Linked DNA regions of Mus musculus: region 2 is linked to region 1. Evidence: chromatin loops called from intact Hi-C (ENCODE). Cell type or tissue: left cerebral cortex. All regions are shown on one strand.

The links. A loop is a pair of places that touch in the nucleus more often than their neighbours do. Peaks named below come from ENCODE experiments on the same cell type or tissue, not always from the same donor. Only the 100,000 strongest peaks of a DNase experiment are listed, where the experiment ranks them.
Region 2: a loop joins it to region 1, with 3 times the contacts of the local background. A loop is called at or near these places in 2 of 42 quality-filtered maps.

What each region holds. Positions count from the first base shown.
Region 1 is chr4:8,358,619-8,366,618 of GRCm38, reverse strand. No RefSeq gene overlaps it. Among named protein-coding and RNA genes, the nearest start is that of Gm42252, 57 kb to the left of the region's middle. In left cerebral cortex, a CTCF peak has its summit at 3,877; a DNase peak (open chromatin) is centred at 4,067.
Region 2 is chr4:8,234,536-8,242,535 of GRCm38, reverse strand. Car8 (carbonic anhydrase 8) reads left to right here and starts at 3,495. Exons shown (of 9, transcript NM_007592.3): 1 at 3,495-3,684; 2 at 4,426-4,617. The coding sequence starts at 3,582. In left cerebral cortex, no CTCF peak of the experiment used is centred here; a DNase peak (open chromatin) is centred at 3,542; H3K4me3 peaks cover 1,584 bases.

The DNA.
Region 1 (8,000 bases):
CACTTTCCTGAAACCTCATGTGAAAAAGTGCATGGAATATGAACCATTTTGCTTTGATTTGAGAGCTGATGGTCTAAGGCCATGCCACTTTGAACAATTTTGATTTCACTTGAAAGGTGACAGTGACCACAAAATGTTAGGAACCACATGGATAAGGGTCTGTGCCCTGTAGTGAACTTGTATTCTTAGTAGCATCTGAAGGAATTGGGGGGTCAGTATTCCATCAATGATGATCATGATCGTCCATGATCCTGCCAGGAGCCAATGGCATGGCTAAAGTAAAAGTCTGAAGAAAGGTCTTGAGTCATTATCCTGGAGTGTGCGGTGTGGCAGTCATACAGGGGATATAGGCTGATGTTTTCTACTTCATATCACAACATCAGAACAAGAAGGTCCTTCTGCAGGCTCAGAGTCCTTAGCACTGAAAAGTCTGAGCTGGTGACATACTGATCCCTCTGAATTCAGCTTGGTGGACACTTCATTACAACCTAGTAAATAAGTGACTTTTTTAAAAAATATAAATTTGTAGCTTGATGAGGATAGACACAGAAGAAGAGATGTGACGGTTGGTATCTTTGTAGGGCCTACTTTGTTCTGTAGGAAAGTTCACAAGATGGGCTTAATGAGTCTTAGGAAGCAGACTCCGGTAAGTAGGAAATCTTCTGAGGAGCAACAGAGTATGACCCTTTAACAGGCCTGGTTAGCATTTTGGTTCAATTCAGTTAGAGGTTCTTGTGTGTGTGTGCGCGCGCGTGTGTGTGTGTGTGTGTGTGTGTGTGTGTGTGTGTGTTTCTCAGACCACACCCATGTGGTTATTCCAAAAAGGTGAGTGACAGTCATTGGCTCCAAATACACCTTTCACTTCTGGAGCTGGCTCAGGCACATCTTTAGTAAGAGCTGGTTAGAAAAAAAAGTTTGTCCTCCCCCCGCCCCCCACTGTTAAGAACTGGGGCAGAAATGGGGTCATTCACTGGAATGCAAGCTAGTGACTTGGATTTATATGAAGAAGTAGGTGTGAATTCTGGCTAATGTTTTGTAGACCTTAGTAGGGTGGTTTGGACAGTACAACATTGATGTGCTGGTTTCAGTTTAAGAAACTCTCCTGAGATTGCACAGAGTCAAAGCATTTGCAGAGAGGCACAGCCCAAAACTCTAATCCGAGTTCTGCTCCACAAAGCCCCTTCTAATCCTCTTCTACCCTGCTGTGAGTAGAAGCCCAGGGAAGGGCAACAGGAGCAAACTCTGCAGGAGACAGATTTAATTCAATCTAGCAAACACTAATCAAGCCCCTCTGGTGTGCTGGACACTGGGCAGGATCTGGCGATACAGATCCTGCTCAGTGATCAAGGAAGTCACCATGTACAGGCAGCAAAAGCATGTCACATAATGAAACAGATGAGGGTGGGGACAGGAGACTGAGGGATGACTTAAGTTACAAGAGGATGCTAAGAGAGAGAGAAGAGCAGGTGGGCATCCCAGGCAGAGGAAAAGATGCTAGCAAGAAGGCATCCAAGTACTGAAGAAACCTGAGAGGACATTGTCTTGAGGAAAAGATGGGAGGAAAAGGGCACAGTTATTGATTCGTTCGGCAAATATTAAATGCTGGAGATAGAATAGTAACAACAAATAAGTGAATTTCTACTTAAGCAGAACTCTCAGGGCAGGAGATTGAGTTAACTTAGAGTCCCCCAACCCCCCAAACAAACACAAAAACAAAACTCAGATGAAGCAATAGATATAGAATATGCTTTTGTTTTGCTGAGACTGCCGTGATAAAGTACCACAACTAGGTGGAGTAGATAACATAATTTATTGTCCTATGCTTCTGGAGGCTGGAAGTCCAAGGTCAGGGCTTGGGCAGGTTGGCTTATTACAAAGGCAGTGTAGGGGGGCCTTACTCTGTGCCTTCCTCCAACTTCTGGCATTTTGCTAGTAGCTTTTGGGTTCCTTTGCTCATAGAAGTATCTCCTTGAGTTTTGCCTTCATCATCATATGGTAATCATACACACTCTGTGTGTGTGTGTGTGTGTGTGTGTGTGTGTGTGTGTGTCTGTCCTTCTGGTCATATTGGATCAAAATTTACTTCAAAGGACCTAATCTTAAATGTTTACCATATTAAAGACACTCTTTCCAAATAAAGACCCTTTCATAGGTAATAGATATTAAAGCTCTTACATCTTTTTGCAGGAATACATAGTTTTATGCACATGTTGAATTATAATTTGCATGTTAGATTATAATAATATTCTGGAGAGAAAAAGTCAGTCCAATTATGGTGACAATGGCATCTACGTGTGAGGCAAAGAGAGATGGAGGTTTGTGGTCTGCATATTGGTCCAGGATATGCATTACTGTGAAGGTGATATTGGAAGAAACCTAGATGTCGGGGCTTAGACATGTCTGGGTAGTCTAGAGGTATGAGCCAAATGCTAAGGTTCGGAGAGAGCATTTCCCTAGGAGATACAGAGACACCTAAGAGACAAGTGAGGCTGGAGAGGAATCAGGAGAGGCTGTTGCAGGAACTGTGTTCGGTGACCATGGGTTTCTGAAGGATGCAGAGACATGCTGCCTTCAGAAAGTCTTCATGGAGCCATGGAAGAGAAGTGTGAGATGATCCACCTTAGATTTAGAAGCTTTTGAGGGTTACTATGACAGTAACTTAGGGGTGGTTGAGGGGAGACCAGTAGGAGGTGGCCATGAGAGTCCAGGTGAGAGGTGGGGCTGATTCATCAGGAGGAATGGATAAAGGTGGAGAGAGATTTGAGCTATACATGGCACATGCTTATGGAAATGGCAATGGGACCTGAGGCTCTCAGGCTAGGCCGAAGTTCATGCTAATCTCAAACCTCCCATCGTCTGCACAGAGAGGACACTCTCCTGGGTGAGTTTGTGGGTGTCCATATGCAATAGGATATGCTGAAAGTGACTTTCTGTGGACTGTCTGTACTCAGCAATGGCTTTCTTTTCTCCTAGCTGGAAGACTTAGCCCTTCAGTGATAGAGGGCCACACACTGTAGACTTCTAATCTCCATATAAAAATGGAGATGAGATCCACAAATAAATGAGGCAGTATATCCTGATAACAACATTCACCTTGCAGGAGTATCGTAAGGACGTGTTGTTTTTTTTTTGTTTTTTTTGTTTGTTTGTTTTTTCGAGACAGGGTTTCTCTGTGTAGCCCTGGCTGTCCTGGAACTCACTCTGTAGACCAGGCTGGCCTCGAACTCAGAAATCCACCTGCCTCTGCCTCCTGAGTTCCGGGATTAAAGGCGTGTGCCACCACGCCCGGCTAGGACGTGTTGTTAAAAGGACTGTTCAACACTAGATTTCCAAGAGGCACCCAATAGGTGTCGATTGTTGTTAATAAATATCAGTTTGGTGCTCCAGGGAGAAATTGTTTGGAATAAGACTTTTGGAAGACATGGCTCTCTGTGTGACCTTGGGCAATCTACAGTTTCCTGTGCAGATGCTATGTCCTGTGCAGATGCTATGCAGGCAATGACTCGGGACAGGACTCACACAACTAACTGATGTTAACCTTGAATCTAAACTGACACATAGTCACATTTTACCAAGTTAAAGTCAACTAAATTAGACCATATGAAACTGAAGACAAAAACTGGGTTGCTATTCACTTTCGTACTATTTATATAATAAAGTTATTAGAAAACCTATGATCCAGAGTTCCCAGTGTGGAGATGTTTAACCCAATTAAGGAAGTAAACTTTAAAGTTATGTCAGAGCCAATCAGCAGAATCACTTTATATACCCATTTATGTGTAGAATATGTATCCCTGGATTTAGTCTTCATCATTAGAAAAAAAGTGTTAAAAAAATGTGTCTTCCTTCCCCCAACCCCCAGTGGCCACCCATAGACGGCCATTAGTATTTCTGTGAATTCCTGCTGACAGCCAAAGAAGGGTTCTTTACAAATCCTACAACTCCAACTTCCTAAAGCTTTGTGCTGCTGTTCTCAGAATCATCTTGGAATGGACTACAGAGGTCTGGCTGGCAGGCTTACTTAGGCAGCGTTGTAAAAGAGAGAGCGGCACAACTGAAAAAGATCTTGTTGGCAGCACCACACAGGACGAGTGTTCTTTATTTTTAAAAAAGGCCTATAAATATACAATTTAGCTCTTTGGTCCTCAGCTAGATTCAGTGTGGGTTTAGGGTTTGTGGTTCACATTAGAGTGTCTGAATCCTGGAGTCTGGCTTGTTTAGGAGCTTAGTCCTCCCAGCTAAGGTCAAAAGGAATTGGAAAATTCACCTTCCCTGGTCTTCTGACAGAACTCTGGGATGTGTTTTTGGAGGTCACGTCTCTGCAGCCTTTTTCAATTAGCCGAACTCTAGATGGACCTTTTCATCTTCCTGGCCATGTTCTGAGAGAAGGCAGCAATTGAGCAAACATCTGTGAAGGGCAACTGGCTTGTGCTAATTGTTGTTGGCACAAAAACTTTTTTAAAAAAAGTGTATACCTCCCTCCCCCAAATGGTTTTATTTGACCAAGAGTGAATTTGTAAGAAAGTAAATCTAGTTCAATTTGTTTTCTAAACATCAGTTCAGCTTGATATAAGACTTTGTACCCAAAGTCCAGCTGCTCCAGACTGCCAGGACAAAATAAATAAATATATTAATTGCTTGGAAAAAAATAACAGAAAAAAAACCCAGCTGTGACTAATGGAAAAAACAAGCCAATAAATGGAACCCCGAGTGTTATTGCACTGTGGAAGATTACCAGTGAGGCTGGAATTACATACATTCAGAAACCCATACAAACAGACATCTCAACTTCTTACCCCGAGAAACCGCAAAGACAACTAAAGACTAAGCTCTTCTTCCATCTGGAGGTGACGCACCTGTAAACATCCAAGACAGAGGTATACACAAGTTTGCCTTTTCTTCTCCCTCACTTTGCCTTCTTGGATTTAGCAGTACTAGTTGGAAGAATGTTGGGAAGACTCACATATATGTTTTTGGTCAGGAGGATAAAGGAAACACACAAGGTGCTGACAAGACCACTAAAGCTTTGCATCTAAGTGTGGTGGTCAGGCAGTCCCAGACATCCTTTGCCCAGCCTCCTCTGGAGGTTGGGGTTTGCTGTTTGAACTCTGACCTTTGTTGTCTAGCTAGCTCTGACTCATGTTGCAGAACACAGTTCAAAGGCTACTCCTCAGCAAGGGTCAGCATCCTGCTTGTGTGTTGTCCTGCCTGCTCTATTTTTGTACTTTTCCATCACCATCATAGACCTTTTCAGATCCTGCTCTCATGAATTGATAGGATGTTTGGTGATTTGGTCAATATCTGCCTCTTTCTCTGGATTGGGGGATACATAAAAGCACTGTTCACAACCCATCTAGAGAGCAATGCAGAGTTGTCTCTTAGTAAATACAGTGAATAAACTAGCAGGCCCCCTCAAAGAACACAATGATGGCTATGTGTCAGGTACTGTAGCCAATACCTTCATATTTCAATTAACCACTGTGCTGCTCTACAAAGTTTCAGTCCCAAACAAACAAACAACTAAGGCCTTAGTTAGGCCTTCTATTGCTGGGCTAAAACACCATGAACAAAAGCAACTGTGGAAGAAAGCGTTTATTTGTCTTACATTTCATATCATAGTCCATTACTGAAGGAAGTCAAGGTAGGAGTTCAAGGCAGGAACCTAGAGGGAGAAGAGGGAGAGGGGGAGGGAGGAGAGGGGGAGGGGGAGGGAGAGGGAGAGGGAGAAGGAGAGGGAGGAGAATCAGTGTGCAGTGTCAGCCACCTGGAACTAACTGGAATCCAAAGGGATTTTATGTTTCCACCTCTCTGCTCTGCCATCTACATCACACCTAGCTCATCTAATAGGCTCAGGCCAGCTCCACTCCATAGCTACTGCTGTCTTTGGTGGTCATCTCATGGTAGTAGCATCTCCGAAACGCTGATGTCCACTGAACAGGGCTGACCTTCACCTTGGCTTCTCTTGGGTTCTCCTTGGAGACACTAATTCTGCCACATGGTGCCAAATCTCAGCTTCTTTCCATGACCTCTGCAATCCTTGGGCTTCAACTGCCATTGAGGCTTTAAGAATGGCCTTTCCCAGTTTCTCCCAGTGCCAAGCATCAGCTGCTCTCTGTGATCTATTCTGGCCTTCAAAACCAATATTACTTAGGAAACTCTTAAATATTACCTTGTTCAGTGACATGCATCAGGTGTAGCCTTGATCCCCTCTGGGCTATGGCTCATGTATATGGGTTGAACATGAAGAAATGAAGAAAAAGTTTCCAGAAGATTTTGCCTTAATGATTCTTCTTTCTTTCCCCTCCCTCCCTCCCTCCCTCCCTCCCTCTTTCTTGCTTTCTTGCTTTCTTGCTTTCTTGCTTTCTTGCTTTCTTGCTTTCTTGCTTTCTTGCTTTCTTGCTTTCTCGGTCTCTTGTTGATCACACTTAATTCTTCTTAGTCCAAAATAACAGCATAACAGTCCTGAAAGTTCATAAACCAGGCCTTTATTGGTATCTCTCAGCACTCTTATATTCCAAACTCCCACAGAATAATCTACTGACCTCTCAACAATCAATGTTTTTTTTTTTTCCAGCTCAAAGTTCCAATGCCACTATAATCTTCTCCCAAAGAACACAGTCACTCCTGTCACAGCAATATGGTAGCAATTTCTATATTAACTAAGGGTTCTATTTAGAACTGTAACTAAGACTTTATGAATAAAAGCATGTATGGAAGAAAGGGTTGATTTGTCTTACATTTCCATATCACAGTCCATCACTGAGGGAAATCAGGGCTGGAACTTGAGGAAGGAACAGAAGCAGAAATTACAGAAGAGTGCTAGTTACTGGCTTGTCCTTCACAGTTCGTTCAGCTCAGCTAGTTTGCTTGCTTTCTTTCTTTCTTTCTTTCTTTCTTTCTTTCTTTCTTTCTTTCTTTCTTTCTTCCTTCCTTCCTTCCTTCCTTCCTTCCTTCCTTCCTTCCTTCCTTCTTTTCTTTTCTTTTCTTTTCCTTCCTTTCTTCCTTCCTTTTCTTTTTTTAAATTTTTTATTTTTATTAGATATTTTCTTCATTTACATTTCAAATGCTATCCCGAAAGTCCTCTATACCCTCCCCCCAAGGGCCTCTCCTCCCAATGATGGCCGACTAGGCCATTCTCTGCTACATATGCAACTAGAGACACAGCTCTTGGGGGTGGGGGTACTGGTTAGTTCATATTGTTGTTCCACCTATAGGGTTGCAGACCCTTTCAGCTTCTTGGGTACTTTCTCTTGCTCCTCCATTGGGGGCCCTGTGTTCCATGCAGTAGATGACTATGCGCCTCCACTTCTGTATTTGCCAGGCACTGGCATAGCCTCACAAGAGACAGCTATATCAGGGTCCTTTCAGCAAAATCTTGTTGCTATATGCAATACTGTCTGGGTTTGGTGGTTGTATATGGGATGGGTCCCTGGATGGGGCAGTCTCTGGATGGTCCTTCCTTCCATGTCTTCTCCAAACTTGGTATCTTTAACTCTTTCCATGGGTATTTTGTTCCCCATTCTAAGGAGGAACGAAGTATCCACACTTTGGTCTTGAGTTTCATGTGTTTTGCAAATTGTATGTTGGGTATTTTAAGTTTCTGGGCTAATATCCACTAATCAGTGAGTGCATATCAAGTGAGTTCTTTTGTGATTGGGTTACCTCACTCAGGATGATACCCTCCAGGTCCACCCATTTGCCTAGGAATTTCATAAATTCATTCTTTTTAATAGCAGAGTAGTACTCCATTGTGTCAATGTTCCACATTTTCTGTATCAATCCCTCTGTTGAGGGACATCTGGGTTCTTTCCAGCTTCTGGCTATTATAAATAAGGCTGCTATGAACATAATGGAGCATGTGTCCTTATTACCAGTTGGAACATCTTCTGGATATATGCCCAGGAGAGGTATTGTGGGATCCTCCGGTAGTACTATGTCCAACTTTCTGAGGAACTGCCAGATTGATTTCTAGAGTGGTTGTACCAGCTTACAATCCCACC
Region 2 (8,000 bases), 120 kb after region 1:
TGTCAATTAAAGAATTGGCCTATATCTTTGATCTGTGTTTAGATTTTCTGATGACAGAATTTTATAATAACTAGAGCTAATAATGCAATCTTTGGTGGCAATATAGCAGGGGATCTGTGGAGAGGTCTTAAGGTGTTAATAATTAGCAGCATACGAAGCACACAGTCTCAAAGCAATTAAGGATGGTAATTGAATATTTGGTTGCAGAGCAAAACGGCTCATGTCTATGTAGCTGGAGTTACTGTTTGCTTGCTTATAGGAGTTATATTATACAAATAAGCTTGAAAGTCCAGAACAAAATGATATGAGCCAAACCAATGCTTGTCTTACAGGAAGCCATATTTTTGAGTAGCAATGCCTTCTTGCTATATGTGACGCTGTTGGCTGCAAACCTCAAGAGTAACAATTCAATTTTTCAGCCTGTCTATAATAAATATGGCACACCATTTACTCATGAAAAATTTAATTGTCAGGGATAGTCTGATGTCATTTGATTTGGTAAACACTTCCATGTTCATGTACTTTAAATGCAGTCAGAGGTCAGACAAAAATGGCCACAATATCACATGTATGCTCGTTTAAGGGCATAGGGGAATATTAATGTTGAATTCAGAATGACCCAGGTATCTTTTTATAGAGATTCTCTCCAGCCTTTGCATGGACTTCGTCAGCAATGACAGATCAAGAATCGATAAATGGGACCTCATAAAATTGCAAAGCTTCTGCAAAGCAAAAGACACCGTCAATAAGACAAAAAGGCCACCAACAGATTGGGAAAGGATCTTTACCTATCCCAAATCGGATAGGGGACTAATATCCAATATATATAAAGAACTCAAGAAGGTGGAGTCCAGAAAATCAAATAACCCCATTAAAAATGGGGCTCAGAGCTGAACAAAGAATTCTCACCTGAGGAATATCGAATGGCAGAGAAACACCTGAAAAAATGTTCAACATCCTTAATCATCAGGGAAATGCAAATCAAAACAACCCTGAGATTCCACCTCACACCAGTCAGAATGGCTAAGATCAAAAACTCAGGTGACAGCAGATGTTGGCAAGGATGTGGAGAAAGGGGAACACTCCTCCATTGTTGGTGGGATTGCAAGCTTGTACAACCATTCTGGAAATCAGTCTGGCGGTTCCTCAGAAAATTGGACATAGTACTACCGGAGGATCCTGCAATACCTCTCCTGGGCATATATCCAGAAGATGTCCCAACCGGTAAGAAGAACACATGCTCCACTATGTTCATAGCAGCCTTGTTTATAATAGCCAGAAGCTGGAAAGAACCCAGATGCCCCTCAACAGAGGAATGGATACAGAAAATGTGGTACATTTACACAATGGAGTACTACTCAGCTATTAAAAAATGAATTTATGAAATTCCTAGGCAAATGGATGGACCTGGAGGGTATCATCCTGAGTGAAGTAACCCAATCACAAAGGAACTCGCACAATATGTACTCACTGATAAGTGGATAATAGCCCAGAAACTTACGATACCCAAGATATAAGATACAACTTGCCAAACGCATGAAATTCAAGAAGAACGAAGACCAAAGTGTGGACACTTTACCCTTTCTTAGAAATGGGAACAAAACACCCATAGAAGGAGTTACAGAGACAAAATTTGGAGCTGTGACGAAAGGATGGACCATCTAGTGACTGCCATATGCAGGGATCCATCCCATAATCAGCTTCCAAATGCTGACACCATTGCATACACTAGCAAGATTTCGCTGAAAGGACCCAGTTATAGCTCTCTCTTGTGAGACTATGCCGGGGCCTAGCAAACACAGAAGTGGATGATCACAGTCAGCTATTGGATGGGTCACACGGCCCCTAATGGAGGAGCTAGAGAAATTACCCAAGGAGCTAAAGGGAACTGCAACCCTATAGGTGGAACAACAATATGAACTAACCAGTACCTGGGAGCTCTTGTCTTTAGCTGCATATGTATCAAAAGATGGCCTAGTCGGCCATCACTGGAAAGAGAGGCCCATTGGACTTGCAAACTTTATATGCCCCAGTATAGGGGAACGCCAGGGCCAAAAAGGGGGAGTGGGTGGGTAGGGGATTGGGGGGTGGGTATGGGGGACCTTTGGGATAGCATTGAAAATGTAAATGAGGAAAGTACCTAATTAAAAAAAAAAAAAAACAACAACATACACACACACCCTGAAACCCACAGGCCATGTGGGTGCTGCAGCTGTCCAGGAGGTTTTTTGTTTGTTTGTTTGTTTTTGTTTTTTGTTTTTCTTCAGACAGTGGAGGAGTAGGTCAACTGATGTTTTTCTCCTTAGCCTCCATCCACTTCCTGAAGACGTGATACGATATTTATTTTTTAAGTTAAGGCCCCAACAGGCAGTAAAGGATAGCAACCCGGCACCTTAAAATTTCCCAGCTAATCAATCACCCCCGCCCTGTTTGAGGAACTCGATGCATCCATTAATCTCACAGACACTGTGGAGTGTGCATGGGCTATGTAAAAGGCAAAGCATACTGCAGGCCTGAGTACTAACTTACTATGCAAATATATCTGCTATCGTGGAGGAAAGGAGCTTAGGGGTTACTGAACAGGGCTGGAACACCAGGATGAAGCATTAGCCTGAGGTTGGGACACACGCTTCAGGGGTAACGACTTGACCTCTTTGGATCGGGGAAAGTTCCTGTTTGTTTCGTAATGTGTGTGCATTTCATTATTTGCGCGACTTCACGAGGCGCTTGGGAGCGGTGTCCACAGCAAGGTGAGCCTGCAGCAGCACCCCAGACTTAGAAAGTGGAACCAAACACCCCATTTCATTGTCTTTGAAATATATTTAGTAAAAATTTCTCAAACTATACCTATGTCTAGTTGCTAAATTATTTTTCGTGAAATGTTTGTTGGACTTATTTTGGGAAAAATAAAATCCATATTCATTTTCCCTGTGTTTTAAGGACGGATTAAAAAGTAAAACTCGCTCAGATAAGCTGCCACCACCACGCTTGGCCCCATGGTGGTGGTGCATTCTTGCAAGCCCAGTGTTTGCAAAGTGGAGCGAGCCCTGTGCAGTTCAAGGTCATCCGCTTCTCCACTGGGAGGAGTTTGAAGCCAACCTGGTCTCCTTGAGACCCAGTCTCACAAAACCAAACCCCAACAAAATTGACCGGTAAACGATGGCCAATAAACCATTCGACCAGGGAGTCTTGTTGGGTTCCCGGTCTCAATCCCGTTCCCAAAGCAAGGCAACTCCATTGGGAAAATTGTTTGGAGCAAGGGGAGCACGGGAGACAGGGCGGATTTTGGAGTCTCCAGGCTTTTGAAAGGGTATTAGGACTTGGGTGCAGCAGGCTTCCCGTGTTGCTGCAGCCCCAGTTTGATTTTCGCAGGCTTGCCTGTCCCGATTGTGGGGTGAGAGGGGGTGTAGGTGGGAGTGTAGGGCGGGGGGCGTGTCCTCGAGTCAGACACGCCCCCACCGACCTTAAAACGCGCAAGCCTGCGCCGGACCGCTGCCTCTCGCGCTCGCGGGGACTGCCACGCTCAGTGCGGTCCCCAGCCCCGCGCCTGCCGCTCCCGCACCCGTGTCGCAGAGCTGCCCATGGCTGACCTGAGCTTCATTGAGGATGCAGTCGCCTTCCCCGAGAAGGAGGAAGACGAGGAAGAGGAGGAGGAGGAGGGCGTGGAGTGGGGTTACGAGGAAGGTAGGCTCGTGGGGCCGCTGTCGCGGCTGCTACGCCCCACGCGGTCCCCCACTTGCCCCTCCGTGGCTGCCTGAGTGCTGTTCGCACCTGCTGCACCCAGGCAGCCACATCTCCCAGCCTGGAGCAGACGTGCAACCGAGTTGCTTTCTAGTCTTGGGAAGTATAACCAAACGCACTTCAGAAAAACCGTCCCGAATTGCAGGCTGGATCTTGGGGACTTTAAAAAGAGTTTTCTAAATCTGTCTTCGCAGATCCAGGGCTTCGAATAGTCATTAGTGCCCGCCCATGTTTCCTGTATACACGGAGAAAAGAGCAAAAGAACTAATATGTATGGGACACTGTATTTGCATTTTAAACAAGTGGCGCTCATTAGCGTTACAGGTTTTCTGTTGTCTCTGAGCATGTGGGGCTTTGAGGAAATTTCCCAGTACTGCACATAATTGAACTGATGAGCAGAAGAAATTTCTGAGGTATCTTTTTTCTAGTCACTTCAAGATGGCATAAGTTTCTTAGATCCCTACATCAAAGCGTCTGTATGCACAGACAGTAGAGGATTTTGTGTGTGATATTTAACAACAGATCACTCACGTAATGAATGTAAAAACCCACACACATTTCTTATATTTCATCTACATACAGATGATAGTCACAGCTATAATGTTAAGGATTATGAGATTTTTGTGTTATATTTTACTGTCATTAACCTTAAAAAAATCCAACCTAGTCTCATTTTGTCTTCAGGTGTTGAGTGGGGCTTAGTGTTTCCTGATGCTAATGGGGAGTACCAGTCACCTATCAACCTAAACTCCAGAGAAGCCAGGTATGACCCCTCACTGCTGGATGTCCGCCTGTCTCCAAATTATGTGGTGTGCCGGGACTGTGAAGTCACCAACGATGGACACACCATTCAAGTCATCCTGAAGTCAAAATCAGGTAATTTGGAACACATGTTTCTGCACTTTTATAAGCAAGCTCTGATTTAACTTGTATGGTTTTAAAGGCGACACCAACACAGTTTCTATTTTCATGGTCCTTATAAGTTGCATTTTTCTGGGAATTATTTTCTAATAGAGTTCTCAGGGGCTAAGAGGGTGAAGTGATGATTATCTCAGCTGGCTGTTCTTCCAAAACTGTGCCTGGAGCTGCCTCTTGCTCAAACAAACATTTACTGAGCTATGAAGGAAGGAGTGCACACACAGGCTTGCGGAATTGGGTCTTTCTGCTGTGCGTTTTGTTCTAAGTTACTGATTAGCTGAAATCATTTAATTATAATGTCTTTTGAAAATAGTTTGTGAGACCAAAGATTGGGATGTATTGATATCACCTGTGTTCAAACTTTTCAAATTAAAGTTCCCTTCTCTATCAATGACAAGAATAACTTTAATGTTGAATGCAGTCCGATATTTAAGTGGCAACTCAGTGCTTGCTTTTGGTTATTGTTAACTCACTCACTCTTCTTGAACCTTGCCGAAATGAATCTGAAATGTTTTGTGGAAAATGCAATTTCTGGGAGAATTGCTTTCCAGCTTAAATGTAGGAGAGACAAAAACAGATTTAAAAAACATTAGCACTAAGATTGTGTTTTTCATGGGGAATAATGACTATTTTTCCTCCTGGAAGGAATGTAACATTAGTGTGTTGAGTGTTGATGTGTTTTACAAACAGACTGTGCTTACATTAATTCCAAATTGATCAGCTAGGTATTTCAAACCATGAAACCATTAGGTCTGTCATTAGGCAAAGAAGATATTTATTCCTCATCTTGTTTCACAGTTTCAATTCGAAATCCACCAGGCAGAGCCTGTATTCTTTGCAGTTATTGGTAGTTTAATTGAGGTGGGGACAGCTCCTGAAAACAGTGTGTATTTTATATGGAGCTAGTAAACACACACACACACTCACACACATTCACACACACACTTACATTCACACACACACTTACATTCACACACACTCACACACATTCACACACACATTCACACACACTCACACACACACAAACACACTCACAAACATTCACACATTCACACACTTACATTCACACTCACACACACTCACTCACAAACACATACTCACACACACACATTCACACACACACTCACACAGTGAACTTAGATTTGAGCTTAAATCAGAATGCTTTGGAGATGTTTATCTCTGGTCATTACATATTCTATACTTCTGTATACTTTATATATTCCTGGCCCCTCCCCTCCTCTGACCTCCACTCCCGAGCAGAAGGAACTGCTGCCTGTAGTTTTGTCCTGACTTGCAAGGCTGGATCCAGACTTCATTCTCTACTTCTTTCTGGACCTTCCTCCCTCAGGGGCCCAGTCCTCTCCTGTCACTACAGTGATTTCTCCCTTTTAATGTGTCAAGAAACGTCCTGCGCACGGCGGTGCACACCTTTTAATCCAGCACTGCAGAGGAAGAGGAAGGTGGGGTCTCTCGACTTCCAGGTTAACCTGATCTACATAGGGAGTTTCAGCCATGGCTACACAGTAAGAGCTTATCTAAAAAAAAAAAAAAAAAAAAGAAGAAGAAGGCAAGTGACTGGAAAAAAAAAATCTCTTAATTAGTTTATTACAGCTTCTCTAAGGAATTGTCTTTAAACTCTGAACACTATTATTTATTTATTTAATGAAGCTTCTTTTCTTTATCAAAATGGACTACAGATATAATTTGAATAGTTGGCTATGTCTACATTTTCTCTACATCTAACTACAGCCTGTCTTGCTGTAGACTTCGGTTTTCCTATAGGAACTTCCGGTTTTCCTATAGGAACAACTACTTTGAACCTTTAAAAACTTTACTTTTTCTGGTTTTTTTTTTTTTGAGGTTATAATATAATTCCATCATTTCCCCATCCCTTTCTTTCCTAACTTTTGTGTATTACCCCTTCTTGCTATCTTTCAAACCCATGGCCATTTTCATTAATATATATATATATCTTAGTCAGGGTTTCTATTCCTGCACAAACATCATGACCAAGAAGCAATTTGGGGAGGAAAGGGTTTATTCAGCTTACATTTCCACATTGCTGTTTATCACCAAGGAAGTCAGGACTGGAACTCAAGCAGGTCAGGGAGCAGGAGCTGATGCAGAGGCCATGAAGGGATGTTCTTTACTGGCTTGCTTTCCCTGGCTTGCTCAGCCTGCTCTCTTATAGAACCAAGACTACCAGCCCAGAGATGGTCCCACCCACAAGGGGCCTTTCCCCCTTGATCACTAATTGGGAAAATGCCTTACAGTTGGATCTCATGGAGGCATTTCCTCAACTGAAGCTCCCTTTTCTGTGATAACCCCAGCTGTGTCAAGTTGACACAAAACTAGCCAGTACAATATATGTGTGTGTGTGTGTGTGTGTGTGTGTGTGTGTATGTATGTATGTGTGTGTGTATGTGTGTGTGTGTGTATGTGTGTGTGTGTGTGTATGTATGTATGTATGTGTGTGTGTATGTATATATATGTGTGTGTGTGTGTGTATGTATGTGTGTGTGTGTGTATGTGTGTGTGTGTGTATGTGTGTGTGTGTATGTGTGTCTGTATGTGTGTGTGTCTGTGTGTGTGTGTATGTATGTATGTATGTGTGTGTGTGTCTGTGTGTGTGTGTGTGTGTGTGTGTGTAAAACCTGCTCAGTCTGTATAATGTTACCGACATGTTTGTTTTCAGGGCTGAACTTTTTAAAGTTGTTTCCATTGTCATTACCTCTGTATTTCTTAATAACAGGCTTATGCCATTTGCTCTGATATTTAAGAGTTCTTCAGTCTCCGTGCTGTGGAAGGGGAGGTGTGTCTTATTACTCTTTCCTGTCCTGGTTTTGTCCCACATCATTAAAGTATATTGTTATTAAAAGTAATACTCAAAGCATAATTGCTATGACCTTGCACCTGCCATTTCTGCCCGAGGCTCTATTGGGTTTCCTTTATGGAACAATGTTTTCCTTTGGAGTTACTGTATTCTTGTTTATATCTTTTTAACGTTGCCTAAGAGGAACTCCCTTCCAACTCTGACAGATGATAGATCCTGTCTCAGGACATTCAACAGCAGTGAGTCCTCCCTTCTCCCTTGTCCTTTCTCTGGCCCCTGGGAGCTGCCCCTGCGTCTCTGGACTGCCACCGAAACACACAGACTTTTTGAGTTTGCTCTCAATTTTCAGTTTCTAAAATCTGGTGCAGATGATTTGATTTTCTTTTGAATTTCACCCTTCAGTGTCTTATGAAAATGAGACCCTTCTTCATCGTTTTCTGTTGCCTTCCTCCTGTTTGCATATTTTGGGTTCCTTCTTTCTCAGTTCCGTTCTGTCCTTTCCTCTTAG